2 separate regions of the Mus musculus genome follow, and region 2 is linked to region 1. A link is a contact called in ENCODE POLR2A ChIA-PET data. All regions are on one chromosome and are shown on one strand. Each heading gives the region's core, a stretch centred on a gene start or an enhancer-like site at or near the end of the contact. The rest is flanking DNA. Distances are from core to core; before and after follow the strand shown. Region 1 holds the start of Nuak1 (NUAK family, SNF1-like kinase, 1). Region 2 has its middle 6.9 kb from the start of 4930463O16Rik.

Region 1 (2,986 bases), core at 343-2,842:
ATCCTCCCCCAGTCCCCCAGTACCCCGAAAAACTGCACACACGAGAAGCGTCATAGTTTCTGACTTTGGCCCTAAATCGATTAAAGTACATCTGATATGCTTTAAATCAAAGAACCATGTGCATTTCTGCCATACACCACACAAACTCTTTCTGCAAGAGTCAGTCACTTTGAACCCAACTCTAGCCACAACCAGTGTGGATTTCAAGGGCCTGTTCTGCAGAGGGGGAACCGACAACAATCCAAAACTGGGACAATACTGAGCCCCCGAGGCACCTGGCAGAGCTTCAGCTGTATCGGGTGCGGCCGGCCAGACCCCTTGAACAATTTAAGTAGTCCTGAAGCCAGGACCTGGTAAGGCAAGCGAGCCTGCTGCAAATCAACTCTGGGACTGAATGGCCACCCCTGCCAGGGACATGTCATGCTTGCCAGAGGCGGGAATGCAAGCTGTCAAGAAACCTCAGACATTCAGTAGAAGCTTTTAGGTTTGATAGACAGGAGGAGTCTGTCTTTTGCAGCAAGAGCAGCATCAGGGTAAGCAAGCATCCCAGTGGAAAGGAGAAGTGGGACTGCAGGTAGATGGGAAAGAAGCGGGGGTCCTGAGCAACTACAGGACACCACACTTTCGAGCCCAGCTTCATGGCTGATAATGTAGGTCTTTTTGGAGTTTGTACAAATAAGGAACTCCCGGACAAGGTCTGAAGGTGTGTCTTTGGGGAAGACCCCATGTTCTCAAAGCTGCAAAATGTGAATCCTAAACACTACTTTGCTAGCTGGGGTAAAAAATAAAAAAATAAAAAAGGTGGGGTGAGAGAAGCCCCCAAAATATGTGCAGACAAGATGTAACAAGTGTTTTCGGAGATATACACCTGAGTCACGGGGTGCTGAAAGGAAAGTGAGGAGTCTGACTGGGGGCTTCTGCTGAAACCTTTCTAGAGAAGGGAGCCCCGGTGGCGTGGTGCCCCCAGACCGTCTCCCCGCCCCCATCTTGGGCCACCAGGGAACCAGCTCGAACCCCTCCAGGAATTTCCCTTACTCACCACTCGGCCTGAAAACCTCTCGGTGGCTCTCTTGACTTTGCCGTAGGTACCTTTGCCCAGGGTCTCTTGCAGCTCATAGCGATGCTTCAAGTTGTGTTTGTGGTGATGTCGCTTCACCCCGTGCGGCTTCCTGGGCTCCACTGGGGCTGCAGTCGCCCCGGCCACCGCCTCCAGCGGAGAGCCCGGCAAGCCGGTCTCTACAGCAGGGCCATCCCCTGCCGCGGACACTGCCGCCCCTTCCATGACCAAGCGCAGGGCGAGCCGAGTTGGAGAGGGCAGGTCCCGGCACAGGGGCTCGGGGTGGTCCCCACCGAGGGAAACCGGGGTGCGTTCAAGGTCGCCCCCGCAGCAGCATTGCTGAGACGACCCGACCTGGCTCTGGCTGCCGCTGGGGCACTAGCGGCGGCGGCGGCGGCGACTGCACATCTGGCGTCCCGGGCGCGCACGCTCGGCGCACCGCCCCCTGGCCAGCCGCGGCAATCTGCGGAGCGTCCGGCGAGGTGGCAGCGATGTCAGGGGAGGCGGTGGTGTTGGCGAGAAGGAGGGGAGAGGGTGGCTCCGCGCGCTGGAGAGGAGTGTTATGTGGGGCGCCGCGCCCCCCGCCCCCGCGCCGGGAGGACGCGCAGACGGGGCGGGGCGAGAGGGGAACGCGGGGCGGGCGCCCGGGTGTCCCCACCTCCGCGCCGGGCCACCGAGCAGGGAGGGGGCGGGGTGCGTGTCGTTGTTCACTCTTTGTGCGGCGCGGCGCAGGCCGGGGCGGCGGCCCGGCTGCTTTGTCCTCGCCGGGTGGGGACGCAAGGTCCCGGGTGGGTCGAGGTGGAGGGGTTGGGGATCGTCAGTGCTCTTGTCCCCTCCCCGAGCGTCCCGCACTCACCCTCCGGAACTACTGCGGGCCGTCCGCAGCTAGCTTGGGCCGATCGGCCTCGGATAAAGGTCGCAGGTCCCCGAGGCCGCAGAGGCGACAACGCACAGAGCCAGGCTCACGCTCTGTGGCCCGGGGCTGTAGCCTCCTGGGCCACCCTTCTTCATGTTTGTTATGGTGTGGCGGAGGCCGCCAGGCTCGCTGGAGCAGGGGGAGGCTGGGTTGAAAGGAGGCCCAGCGGTGTTGGGTTACCGGCGGTGAGTCACAGTCCCCTCCAGCCGCCGAGGCCCTGCAGGCCCCCAGCTCCGGCACGGTCAGGGCAGGGCCCTCCTGGAGCAACCGCGGAGCCTGGAAAGTCCCCGAGAGGGATGCTTCGGAACCCCGGCTCTCTCAGGGAGAAAGGCGGAGTCAGGAACGAAGGGAGGCTCGAAGGAGGAACCCGGCCCTTCTCCAGGGCTCCGATCTCCCGGTAAAGTTCGGGAGTCCAACAGGGACCAACACCTAAGAGGAGGGAAGTGGGGGCCTGGATGGAGCTGGGTCCCCTGAGCTGCCCAGCGCCATTGGAAAGACCCCTTTCCGACAAACCAAGGCTCTGAGATAAGCCTAGGCCTTGGCCTGCTGAGCAGTTCCTTGTCCAAGCCAGAGGCCACTTGCAGGCCTCTTGACCCCCTCAGGCGATGGGAATTTTCCTTTGACTAAAACGGCCAGATCTCACCCCACCAGGTGAAGGTCAGGCAGGAAGGCCTCCCAGCAAGGCTGCCCTGGTTCTCCTGAGATGAAGGGAGGAAAAATAAGACATGAAAAAATTAAAGGTATCTTGAGAAATTTTTTAAAGTAATTTCACATAAATTACATTGTTCCACACTAGGGTGGGAAGACCGACCAGGAAGAGCATCTGGTGTAGTCTCCAAGTACTGGCACTTCCTTCTGCAGCCCTCAGGTTCCTCCCGCCCTCCAAATTCCTTCTGACTTCACTCTTGTCTACTTCTCACCTTACACTGGACTCTAGCAACAGCCTGTCTTCTCGAGACGCCCCTCGCCCCCACCCCTGTTGTCAGAGTCATGGCCTGAAACACACCCATTGT
Region 2 (3,217 bases), core at 15-2,514, 40 kb after region 1:
AAACCAGTTTATTACTAAAGCCATATCACCCGATTATCCAGGTGTGTCTCTGAGAGGGGATAAAAACCAGATTATATGGCACACAGGTGGTATATCAAATATAAAAAGAAAATCACCAAATTAAATCTGAACAAAACACTACCCAATTGGCTAGACTCAAGAAGACCCAGCCCTCAGAGTAGGAACCAGGGGGAGCCTTGATTCTTTTATTTCATAATATTTTGGCAGTAAAAAGAAAAATCTTTGAAAACTATTATCCATTTTACTGTGGGTTTGTTAAATGAGTTTTATTCTCATGTTCTTTCTTGGGTCTGTCGATACTCTCACCGCCCCCACCCCTACCCCACCAAAAGAGGTGGCAGGTGCACTTTTAGGAGTCAATGACCCGTGTCATTGCCTGATACTATGTTACAAAGCAAAACTGCCTAGTTAAGACAAAGAACTGGTTGAAAGAGCAGGACATAATAAGAGCAAGGTCTGATTTGATGGTTGAAAAGGCTTGCTTGGGGGTAGTGTTTGTTTTCATATATTTTCTTTTCTCTAGATGCAGAGAGAAAGACTCAGACAGTGAATATCGGTTTGAACTCTACACTTTGTCCTGTAACCCTTGGGGACTGAGTCTGCCAACTCTGAAGCCAACGATGCAGAAATTCATTCATTCACAGATATTAAGGAACGATCTACTGTCTCCAAATCCTGAGCAAAAATGGAACTGAAAGATGAGCAATGCCTAGTTCTCAAGTAGCTTACTCAGAATTCACTCGACATAAGCTGTGGTTGTTCCCACCATGTTCCTGGGTCATGGTGATCTTGATGACTTGCTAGCTAATGCAAGCTCTGTGAAACTGTGTAAACAATAATGGCCAAATCCCTTAATGGTGTAAAGGGAAGGGTGGTAGAGAACAGAAGTGGGGAATGTAAGCCACATTTTCAACTAGCTGCCTTGTGTCAGATTAGAATCAACTGTCACAGGTCTGCATTTTCCCCTTACTTAACAGCTTATGGAAAGTGGAGACCCGTGGGTAAATCGGGATCCACTGGTCTACAGCATCTCCTCTGTGGCTATAGAGAAATGTACTGGAGCAGTGCCTGGCACCAGGATCAGTTTCTATTGGGGGAGAAGCCAGTGTGTGTGTAGCTCAGACATGGGTGCACGCAGGAAAAAGCAGCTGAGATGATTCTGGGGAAACACAGACGTGGCTCTGCAGTCAATTAGTGAGGGCGAATGAAAATGAGGTCAGTCCTCGGATGGCAAGTCCCAAGAGAGGCAGTGAGATACCACAGGAACCCCTCCACGCTCCATTCTTGGTAGCCTCAAGGACACACTTCTAAAAATAGATAAACAATACCACTCTGCTGGAGATTTCACAACTGCTGGCCCAGCACAAACTGCTTGGCTTTGGCCAAGCCAAGATGCAATGAAAACCAGCCAGGAGGCTGAGCCAGGAAGCTTAGCATGACCAAGGTCAGAAATCCCAGTAACAGCATCCCTCTGTCCACAGCCTTGACCACAGAAGCGTGGAGACCCACCACCCCAGGTCCTTGCTTGAGCTGTTCTGCAACTCAGAGAGCTCTCCTCTAACACCCGTGGCTACCCGAGACTTCATTTCAGGGACATAGGAGCCTGCATCAGTGAAATGTTGCCTCAAGGACTAGAAAATTAATGAGCAATGTCCACAATTCCAGTAGAGAGGAAAGCTTGCAAGCATGAGGTGGGGGCGGGGCCGGATAAGAAAAGGGTTCAAAGGGGAAGTAATTACAAACACACGAGAGGAGACAGATCATAGTCCCAGCTGGAAATGTGGGACAGCAAAACATGAGATCTGGCATTCCATCTGTGGGCTTAAAATCCATTTTAAAGTTGACAGTTCTATGCAAGTAAAAAATGTCTATTGTTATGATTGATATAAAGAATCCAGCTGGGCGGTGGTGGCGCACGCCTTTAATCCCAGCACTTGGGAGGCAGAGACGGGTGAATTTCTGAGTTCGAGGCCAGCCTGGTCTACAAAGTGAATTCCAGGACAGCCAGGGCTATACAGAGAAACCCTGTCTCGAAAAATCAAAAAAAAAAAATCCAAAACTTCGGGGCTGGAGAGATGGCTCAATGGTTAAGAGCACTGACTGCTCTTCCAGAGGTCCTGAGTTCAATTCCCAGCAACCACATGGTGGCTCACAACCATCTGCAGTGAGATCTGATGCCCTCTTCTGGTGTGTCTGAAGTCAGCTACAGTGTACTCATGAATAAAAATAAAATAAAAAGAATCCAAAACTTCTCTCGAGTCCTTGGTGTCCTCCTATGAGGTGAGGTAAGATCGTCCTCCTCTCCCACAACACTTTTCTTTTTAACCAGATGAAGAACATGATTTGGACGCTGCACGCTAGAGCGGCGCTTACAAGTTACCGACCCAGAGGCTCCTTGCCTGACTTGTGGCCATGGTTAACTGTATCAGCCGGATTAGCTTGAGAGTCAGCGAGTTCTCGAATGAGTTGGAATCACCTAAGAGCATCTTACTTTCTCATCAGTTTCTTCAATACAGCCCTGTCTGCCTGATTCCTAGACATGGTAATGCCCTTAGGCGATCGGGGAACCATTTTCACAGCTCTGAGGCATTAAATAACAGCCTCATTCTTTGGATAATGAAGGATACGGCCCACTTGGAGTGTGTCTGCGAGAACCTATCCAAAGCTGGGTGGCATCAAGGGCAGCAACCTAATGGAGAAGAACGTATGTCGGTGGCATCATCCCATGGGCTAGGGTCCCTGATGGAACAGAGTCAGGAGAAGCAAAAACCCCACTCGCAAGCTTGCGCTCTTCTTGCGCGCGCCAGACTGGCCAGCAGTAATGACGCTGCAACAGGATCCTTCTGCACACGTTTATTGGGAGAGCTTGATTGCAAAGGCGAAGAGACGCCGAGCCCAGAACTGGTGTATAGGCCTAGGAGAGGCGTGTCTCACACCCGAATTGGTTATGCACTATGCCTCATTTGCATGTTCCTCATCTGATTGGCTACTCTCTCTCTCTCTCTCTCTATATATATATATATATATACCTCACAGAGCCTCATTATCATACCTCACTTGCATGTCTCACATCTGATTGGTTATACTCTCAAAGCCTCATTATCATACCCGGGCCAGGCAGTGTCTTTGCAAAAAACTTTACTGCATATGTACACATTGGTTGTTTGTCCAAACTTATGCATGGTGGCCAGCAGTA

The links. ChIA-PET counts read pairs that join two places held with the same protein, here RNA polymerase II (POLR2A).
Region 2: POLR2A ChIA-PET joins it to region 1 with 48 read pairs in Patski. The contact joins the enhancer-like site here to the promoter of Nuak1 in region 1. POLR2A ChIA-PET finds 5 or more read pairs at or near these places in 2 of 5 experiments (Patski and embryonic stem cell).

What each region holds. Positions count from the first base shown.
Region 1 is chr10:84,439,076-84,442,061 of GRCm38, forward strand. It overlaps Nuak1 (NUAK family, SNF1-like kinase, 1), which reads right to left and starts at 1,593. Exons shown (of 7, transcript NM_001004363.2): 1 at 1,040-1,593. The coding sequence starts at 1,282.
Region 2 is chr10:84,479,752-84,482,968 of GRCm38, forward strand. No RefSeq gene overlaps it. Among named protein-coding and RNA genes, the nearest start is that of 4930463O16Rik, 6.9 kb to the right of the region's middle. Within about 2 kb of position 1,265, at least 1 of the 3 ENCODE cell types and tissues checked has a DNase peak (open chromatin) inside an H3K27ac peak, as active enhancers do.